2 separate regions of the Homo sapiens genome follow, and region 1 is linked to region 2. The links are chromatin contacts, found by Hi-C or POLR2A ChIA-PET in ENCODE. All regions are on one chromosome and are shown on one strand. Each heading gives the region's core, a stretch centred on a gene start or an enhancer-like site at or near the end of the contact. The rest is flanking DNA. Distances are from core to core; before and after follow the strand shown.

Region 1 (4,803 bases), core at 566-3,065, 40 kb after region 2:
CCCCTCACCAGGCCTGGCAGCCAATAGTAATCGGTGTGGTTCATTTTTTGAAGGGATCAAAGAATAAAGCCACATCCAACAGCACATTCTGGAAAGTTCTGGGCTTGGGATTACCAACAAAAAGGGCTCTCTGACACAAACAACTGGGAGCCTGCCTAAAAGAACCCTGAAAACCCAGGTCAGCTGAAGAAATCACCCATGAAAAAGCTGGGGGCACCGTGGTGATGCCCACCCCAGCTGATGCCCACGGGACCCCTGGCCCTCTGCCTCCCGTGTTCAACCTCAGCTCACCTCTCATTTAGTCCAAACGGGGCCACCATTTGGAGTCTGTTCTGTGATTTCAGCACCTGGTATTCAAAGTTATCTTAGGTTGTGGCTTAAGCAGCCAAGTCTGACTTCAGATTCAGCCCTGGGTGGTGCTGATGGGGGGAGGTGGGGGCTGCTCTGACCCCTTCATCACAATTCCCATAAGAACCTTTCTCAGGCCGGGCGCGGTGGCTCACGCCTGTAATCCCAGCACTTTGGGAGGCCAAGACGGGCAGATCACGAGGTCAGGAGATCGACACCATCCTGGCTAACACGGTGAAACCCCGTCTCTACTAAAAATACAAAAAATTAGCCAGGCATGGTGGCAGGCGCCTGTAGTCCCAGTTACTCTGGAGGCTGAGGCAGGAGAATGGCATGAACCTGGCAGGCGGAGCTTGTAGTGAGCCGAGATCGCGCCTCTGCACTCCAGCCTGGGCGACAGAGCGAGACTCCGTCTCAAAAAAAAAAAAAAAAAAAAACCTTTCTCATGGGAGGATGGGCTTGGGCGTTGAGATCAACAGAGGAGGGAGGTTCTAGGACATATTTCCTAGGCGAAGATAGGTCCAAGAAGATTATTTTTGTCTACAGCCTGCTAGAAACAAGGTCTTATCAATTATTATTGATTACAAAGCCACTTCGTCACCTCAAACTGCCTGTTCTGTGGCAACCCCAAGATTGTTCTACTTCCACAGCCTTTTTTTTTTTTTAAACCCAACACACACTGGCCATTTCCTCACAAATTCTACCAGGGTTGACTTCAAAGTGTCGGGGGGAAAGTGCTGTTTTGAGTTGACACGAGGTCACAGACAAGCCAAGCTGCGATGGTTGGGGACAGCTCTGGAGGCGGAGCAATCACCGGATCCTGTAGAGATGGCCAAAGCCAGGAGGACTTCTTCAGATACCTCTAGGGACTCATGACTCTCACCCAGGGCTTAATCTGACCCTTACCAATAATAATGTTCTTTCTTTTTCCTGCTGTGTTTTCCTACCATTCATTACAAATTTTAGACCAATCAAAAAATTTGGAATAACCAGGCCTGGCACGGTGGCTCGTGCTTGTAATCCCAGCATTCTGGGAGGCTGAGGCGGGCAGATCATTTTGGGGTCAGGAGTTCAAGACCAGCCTGGCCAACATGGTGAAACCCTGTCTCTACTAAAAATACAAAAAAAAAAAAACGAGCCGGGCATGGTGACGAGTGCCTGTAATGCCAGCTACTCGGGAGGCTAAGGAACGAGAATTGCTTGAACCCAGGAGGCAAAGGTTGCAGTGAGTCAAGATCATGCCACTGCACTCCTGCCTGGGTGACAGAGTGAGACCTTGTCTCGAGGAAAAAAAAAAAAAAAAAAAAAAGGTGGAAAAACCAGCCCCTGATGGGCCACCAGGAGCTTTCGGGAGCCTGCCCGGGATATCACCCGGCTCCACCATGTGTGACGCTCCTGCTCTAAAGTACACGGAGGACACAGGGCACAGCGCCTTTCACAGCCACTGGCTCACATGCCAGTCCACGGTTCCCAGCGGTGGCGGCATTCCTCTCCAGGGAGGAAAATGCTACAGAATATTCACCACCGGTCAATTCATCTGCCCGGTTGGATCTCCTTCCAAACTTAAAATCTAGGGATTCAGTCCTGCGAATGCCATACTCCGCATTCTCCTTACACAGATTGAGATCAACAGTGGGTTGGTTTCAATAAGATATGAAGAAACAATGAGGCAAGACCATTTTGAAACAGCCCATTATACATACAGAAAATCCAATCAAGCCTTGGCTACAAAAACAGAAGGGTGGGCCGAGCACTAGCATGTCATTAATTATTAATTCTCCTGTAATGTCCCAATATGGACTAAATAACCTATTCCCACAGGAAAATGTATTGTCATTGACAATAGAAGACCAAAATATCTATAATGGTTGCTAATTTGAATAGAATCAGTTCCACGCTTAGGACAAGTGACTATTCCAATGGAGAGTTTATTTACAAGGCATTTTCTCACATGATGCAGGGAGACTGATTTAGAAATTGCAATCCTCTCTCCTGTGATGAAAACCACTTCCACGATTAAGCACTCCATGGAGAAGTACTTACTTACAAGCTTTCCTTTGGATTCTGAATGTTTTCTGCAGATTTTAAACAGAGTCGGCTCACCCTCCATTCCTGGTAACCATGCTAAATGGTTTCGATACTGTACCTGAGCATTTAAGTGATCCTGTCAAATAAAACGTTCCTCCAAGTTAACTCCGCTGTATATTTATGCACTTAATATCACAGCTTACTGCAAAGTGCACAAATCATTTTAACAGAGTATAAATTTAACTACCATGAAGGCATTTTATACTCTGTTTAACTTCACTGAGGGGCCCATATTTTTTGGAGAAGATAAATCATGCTTCCATATAACTTGACTTAGGGGAACAGCAGTCAAAACTCACAAAGAGAAATACACCCAGTTTCCTTGGATTAGGGGTAAAAAAAAAACACACACCCACACCGTCAACCAAGACATCTGTCACCCGTACCTCTTACCAAGCAGTGGTAGCCACCAGTGCACCCAGCCCAGGGCAGGTGGGCTAAGTGAGGGGCTGGGCCATGAGAGTGCACTCTCCTCTGCCCCTGGTCACTGTCCTCTGGCCGTTCTGGAACAATGGGGATTGAGCGCTGTCGACCTGACAACACCCCTAGCATGGGAGGGCTGCCACCTGTGCCATCTTGGCTGTCATCATTGGAAACACAATCTCCTGTGGATCTTTTCTAAAAGGAGCTCCAGGCCCCACTGCCAAAGGGTCTCCAGACGCACATAAGAAATTTAAAAAGGGGGAAAAATAGTCACGCAAGAAATCCATGCATACAGCAGCTGAAGTCATCAATTATTTATTGAATGAGGGAACCTTAGCCATGGCCCATCTGGAAGGGCCAGACTTAGGTCTCAAGCTGTGCCCTGCAGGTCAACAGCAGGAGCTCTTCTGACCTGATAGGAGTCTCTGAACTCAACTCAGGGTCACAGGAGTGCACTTTTAACGTTCAGTGGAGGCAACTGCACATGCGTCACCTCCACAAATTAAGGGCACAGCGCTGCCTCCCACATCCCATACCCAGACCTGGTATGTTACGATGCACAAAATCATGTACAGGACTTAAAAAAAAAAAAAAGGAGATTGAGATAATAGCTTTACAGTGGAGAAAGACGGACTCGATCTTAGCCAAGTGATCAAAGTTAACCCCACCAATAATAAGATAAATTCACATGATGTGCCCTCCTAATCCGCTGTGCTGACAACAACAGTGGGTCCTGAGCATTCCCGCCCAAAGTGCCCAACTCCAATCAGGAAAAAACACAGGACAAACTGAACTGAGGGCCATTCTACAAAATGACTCATCTGCTCTCTTCAAAAACATCAATGTCATGGTACAAAGGAGGACAAGAAACGGTTCCAGATTAAAGATGACTAAAGAGACAAGGAAACCAGAGGCAACGCAGAATCCGAAGTTTCTTTTGCTATAAAGGATCTTATTGGGACTACTGGCAAAATCAGTAAGATCTGAATATTAGATATGATTATCAATGTTAATTTCCTGACCTTGATACTTGTCTTATGTGAAAGAATGGGCACTGTGTTTAGGAAAAATTAACTCCTCCATCCCTAAATACTTTAGCCTTATATATTTGCAAATATCTCAGAGGGATCTGAAGATTATATACTCTGTGCGTGTGTTTCTGTATATGAGAGAAACACAAGCAAATGTGGTAAAATGTCATTTGGAGAGGCTAGGTAAAGGGTAATTAGAAATTCTTTGTTCCATTCTTACAACTCTTCTGTAAGTCTGTAATTATGTCAAAAGAAAAAGTTAAAGGGAAAAAAAAAATAGACATGAATGGCCACAGTGATTGTGTTCAAGTTTTAGAATCAAGATTGACTGATATTTTCCCAGAGAACCCAAATTTTTGCAATGTGATTTCATTACTCTTTAAGGTAAACTACCAAAAATAAAGTAAGAGTCACAGCATGTCAGGGGCGCTTCAGATGGAAAGACAGGCGGGTCAGGCAGGGCAAGGTCCCAGGCCTCCTTCTGTCTCTGCTGTTGGCTGCTGCAGAGGAAGTGGCCACCGAGAACCCACCCTGTCTCTACCCAGGCTCAAGTATCCAAACCCCAGGCCAGCATGGTCAGCGCTGCCCAGGGGCAGGCTCTGTACCTGCTGCTGTGTGCCAGAGAATTCCACACGGCCACAGTACAGTCCAGAAACCAGCCAGAACCAGCCCGTGGGCAAGGGAACAGACCTGAAAGTCACAAAGCTTGGCGTGCCCTCCCTGATGGCCCAAGGTCAGGGCTGGCCACGCCGGAGCTGGGGGCTGCCCTCCTCCCCCCAGGCAGCCTGTCTCTGCAGGCCGGCTCCGGGACACACTGTCTTCAAAATCCCCATCCATGCTCCTTACAGCCAGTGGACAGCCTCGCCTTGGAGATGTGGCCAGATGGGCTGCCTCTTAAGTCCTCGTCCATGCT
Region 2 (4,363 bases), core at 1,640-4,139:
AAGGAACAATTATAAATAGCAAACTCAAAGAGTTACATTAAAAAAATTAAAATGTGGCTTTTACATTGGCTAGAAAGACCATTATTCCAGCTCATTTGGCTGGAGTCCCAAAGACTGTCTGTGTCCTGCTCTCCGAGTAGAGACACAGCCTGGCGGAGTGAATCCCCACGGCAGATTCTGGGCACACAGAAGGATCAAGCTCCATGCCACTTTTTCTTGCTTTGAAAAGTTTCAAAGAGGAAGGGGCTGGACAGGCCTTAGAAAACAGGGAAAGGTTGTACAAGTATCTGTGCAGGGGTGATGCTCAGATTCCAGCGGAGTACCTGGAGTGGGACCCTGGAGAGGCCTGCCTGATTCCAGCCTAGGGACCCACGACCAGGGCTTGATGTTGGCATTGTGTAGCAGGCGGGAGGGGACGAATTTTAAGGAGCTGGTGTATCCAGACACCAAGAGCAGGAAGACAAAGTTCCTACAAGCCTGGGAGCAGACCGGGTAAGCACAGCAGAACATGGCAGCTTCATGCTTTTAATCATTTAGAAAGAAAAAAAAAACAAACCTAAGGGACGCAGAAGTCCCTGTGTCAGGTGTAGGCAGTGGGGAGGGAGAAAAAAACAGTTTGACAGGCTCTCTGCATATCAATACAGAACATTCTACAAGTAGTTGATAGAATAGAAACATGGTGAGAATTCAAAGCTAGAGGGGGTGTGTGTGTGTGTGTGTGTGTGTGTGTGTGTGTGTGTGTGTGTGTGTTTGTGTGTGTTAGATGTTCAAGGCCTTCAGGTGGAAGAAAGAGCTGAATCCAACAAGCTGGTATGAGAGAAGGCCAAACAGAAAAAAACAGACTGCCCGGGTTCCTGGGTGCAAACTGCCTACTGCTCAACGCCTCTCTGGCAGCACCTGTGAGATGGGTGCCACCTGTCCTGACCCATAACAGGTGCCACAAGGACTAAGTCAGCTTATACATAGGAGGAGCACCAACAAAGCACTTGGGACCAACTGTGAGTACTTAATGAGATGCCTAGGGAGCTGACATATAGATGGTGACCCACACTGGAGTAACTGCATTTTGGCCTGTCTGCGTTGATAGTTATTGAGAAATTTAAAATATATAACTGCAAATGTATCTGGAACACCATGCATAGACAAGGTAATGCAAACTTCTGTTATAAAAAATTGGCTGAAAATTTCCTATTACACATGAAGGGGGTGGGAAGGTTGGTGAACCATCCTTCAGCACCTGTCTGGATGGGACAGAGGGTCTGCAAGCAGACAATGGTTTTGCCCAAGTCAGGTTTATACAGCCATGGAAACACACAGAGGAAACGCTGCTAGCTCTTCAATCCCATTCTAGTTTCTGATGCAACATCCCTGGAGAATCCTGGGTGCAGGGGGTGGAGTCAGCCCCAGAGGCATTCCTGCTAGTAACCTTGGAAAGCTGAGTCACGAGCGTGTTCCAGAAGCAAGTACTCAGTAACCTCAATCAAGCACCTTTACAGTGGAAGTCAAGAGTAAATTTTACAACTCCCCATACAATCTGGTGAACCTATACTGTGGAATAGTCTACAAATCAATGGGGCCTGGGCTCTTCAGTAAGTCCAATGTCTCTGAAAGTCAAAAAAGCCCAGGGGATAATTTTAGACTAAGGAGACTAGAGAGATGTAACAACTAAACACAATGCGTGACCCTTATCTATTGCACAGGCAAAGAGACGTGGAGGAAATGCGAATATGCAGCCTATACTAGACAATACTGTCCCTGAGGTTAGATTCCTGGGGTTCATTCCGGTACTGGGAGCAGTACGAAATTGGATAAAAGGTGCCATGCCATAGGTAGTCCAGAGTAAAGTGCTGCCCCTGAATTTTTTCAGATGGTTCTGGAAGAAAATCCATCATCTACTCACACAGTGTCTATTTATATGTATATCTCTATCTTTATCTCCCCTCAAAAGAATCTGGAAAACTGAATGGAATATTGGTGTTCACTGTACCATCCTACCAACCTCTCTGTAGGTTTTTATAATTTGTGAATGTTTACTTTAAAAAAACCCTTTAACGCCAAACTCCTTATACTGAACCCCAGGAATGTCAGTGCTTTTGTGTTCTTGCAGCGCAGAGTTCTGTGAGGCCATGGAGTCACTCAGCAGAATGTCTATGATGTCCCCACCCCGTGTGGCATGAGCCACATCTACTTATAGGACAGACAATTCCATATGGGCAGCTGCAGGGGAAGCCCTGTGGGTTGCATATTCCTGTCCACAAACTGGTGGGTCAGCTACTAAACTTCAGCGTGTGCGTGAAGGGTGCAGAGGGGGCTGCGGAGCCATCTTCGCTTCCCTCCGAGAGCCACCCTGTAGGGCAGTACCAGCAATCACCCTGAGCAAAGAGCAGCCCTGTAGCACTGACCCCATCTGGCAGGTGCACTCACCCCTAAACCCGAACCCACACGCTGGTTTCTTACCACCCGCTAGCTGGAAGAGCGCAGTGCTTAATCAACACTTCAGAGTTTTGTCCCCAGGTTTCCATTAGATTTTAATTATGTTTATTTTTCCTTTCATGAACAGAACACTTCCAGACATTTCCAAAGATACCAGGGACATGAACACACCACGAGGGGCAATGCTGGGCTCTTCAGGAATCTCATAGTATCAGGGAATTCAGCATTGTAAATATCTTAATCCAAAACAGGTAAAGTCCTGAGATTTCAGGAAGTGAAAAAAGATGGTCCTAATCAACACCATCTTTTATATGCAAAATAACCTTAGGTACATGGAAGACATAGACCTCAGGGCCCACCAGCCCTGAAACTGTCCTCCTAGTCCCCAACCCCGCCCCAGAAGCCAGGCCTTGTCCTAAGCCAAGGCCAGGCCCACGGCCAAGGACACCCAGCAGAGGGTGCCAATGGTATGCAGTGTTGGAATCGGAGGAGGGACTCTGGCTTGGGGAGTGGCACAGCCAACTCAAGGGAGCAGCCAGCGAAGATTTGAGTGAGGGACTACGTATGTTTGGTAAAAACCGCCAAACACGCTCTTACCTTCACAAATTCTGTCCAATCGCTGTCTCTTGACTTTGTGCTTATCCACAAGGGCCATTCTTTATGGAACTTTGCAACTCTCAGATCAAAAGGCAAAGCAGTCCTCTAAGAACTTAGGGGAACTTGCAGGAGTCTGCGTGCATGACGCCACTATGAACCCTGAAACAAGGAGAAAAGAATCCTTACTCTCTGGAGACCCTCTGGGCACAGGACAACAGCTCACTGGGGACTTAACTGCTACTTTCTATAAGGGAACCTGCCATGCGGACACATGGGACTTGCTCTTTTCCCAAAGCACTGGGAATGGAGGCTGCACCAAGTGCATCTCAGCCGCCTCCTGCTTCTTATCTCATAATAGAAAGCAAGTGAATGCACACAAGACAATCGTCAGTTATTTCTGGAAGCAGCAAATTCCAACAGATCTCTTGCTTTTAACTTTAGGGCTATAAATTCCAATTTACTGACCAATTTGAAGTGTAATAAATTATATTCCAGTGGCAGAGACCAAGTGACAGCCAGTTGGACCTGCCCCAAACGCACTCACACTGAGATGCAGACGCACACCGTGGCGACTCGAGGGGCTCTGCGAAGGCCTGCTGCCAGGTGAGTTACAACAATGCTTTCCAAAACAGCCGCGCAGGGGTCAGGGGTCAAAGCCACAGCTCAGCACAACACAAAACCCTGACTCTACCACGTGAGAACGCGGGTGGGAAGCCCCAGCAGCTCCTAACCAACGTTCCTCCGATGCCGCCTTCCTGAACCTTCCTTGCAGCTGGAGGGGACCGCAGTCAGCACCAGCAAGGGCAGGGTCCCAGGCTGCTGGCCTTGACACTTGGTTCCAGCTATATGGGCTGAAGTATTTCTTAGTGTGAGAGTGTAACCATCCCCATGACGTTTCAGGTAGAGGTGAGGCTGATGGAGGAGGCAAGAAAGGTCTCCCATGTGGTTTGGGGTATGTGGGATTCTCTAGAGGGAGACCTGACTGCGGCCTGGGGAAGAGGAGCTGCTGCCCATCCTCCTTCTCAGGAGGATCTGAGCACTTTGGAAGCCTCTGACTGTCACCAATGTGCCCGGTGAGGTCCAGATCATTAACAGCTGTCCCCAATATCCCAGCTTTTAAGTCACTGCTCTGGAACTGCATTCTTTACATTGATTAAAGGAGGCTTAATGAATCTTGGCCAGGCACGGTGGCTCATGCCTGTAAGCCCAGAAGTTTGGGAGGCCGAGGCGGGCAGATCACCTGAGGTCAGGAGTTCGAGACCAGCCTGGCCAACATGGTAAAATCCCGTCTCTACTAAAAATACAAAAATTAGCCGGGTATGCTGGCAGGCAC

Evidence for each region. A loop is a pair of places that touch in the nucleus more often than their neighbours do. ChIA-PET counts read pairs that join two places held with the same protein, here RNA polymerase II (POLR2A). Pooled maps may share reads with other maps.
Region 1: a pooled map of posterior vena cava shows a loop between it and region 2 (13-fold over the local background). The contact joins two enhancer-like sites. A Hi-C loop is called at or near these places in 1 of 168 maps with a recorded cell type or tissue (astrocyte of the cerebellum) and 3 of 50 pooled maps. POLR2A ChIA-PET finds 5 or more read pairs at or near these places in 4 of 52 experiments (AG04450, HCT116 and WTC11).

Annotation. Positions count from the first base shown.
Region 1 is chr10:125,077,516-125,082,318 of GRCh38, forward strand. All of the region lies in intron 2 of CTBP2 (C-terminal binding protein 2), which reads right to left. Among named protein-coding and RNA genes, the nearest start is that of MIR4296, 47 kb to the left of the region's middle. RefSeq lists enhancers at 1,251-1,752, 4,036-4,803. Within about 2 kb of position 1,816, at least 4 of the 41 ENCODE cell types and tissues checked have a DNase peak (open chromatin) inside an H3K27ac peak, as active enhancers do.
Region 2 is chr10:125,035,967-125,040,329 of GRCh38, forward strand. It overlaps CTBP2 (C-terminal binding protein 2), which reads right to left. Exons shown (of 11, transcript NM_001329.4): 3 at 3,031-3,189. The coding sequence starts at 3,088. Among named protein-coding and RNA genes, the nearest start is that of MIR4296, 5.3 kb to the left of the region's middle. Within about 2 kb of position 2,890, at least 15 of the 41 ENCODE cell types and tissues checked have a DNase peak (open chromatin) inside an H3K27ac peak, as active enhancers do.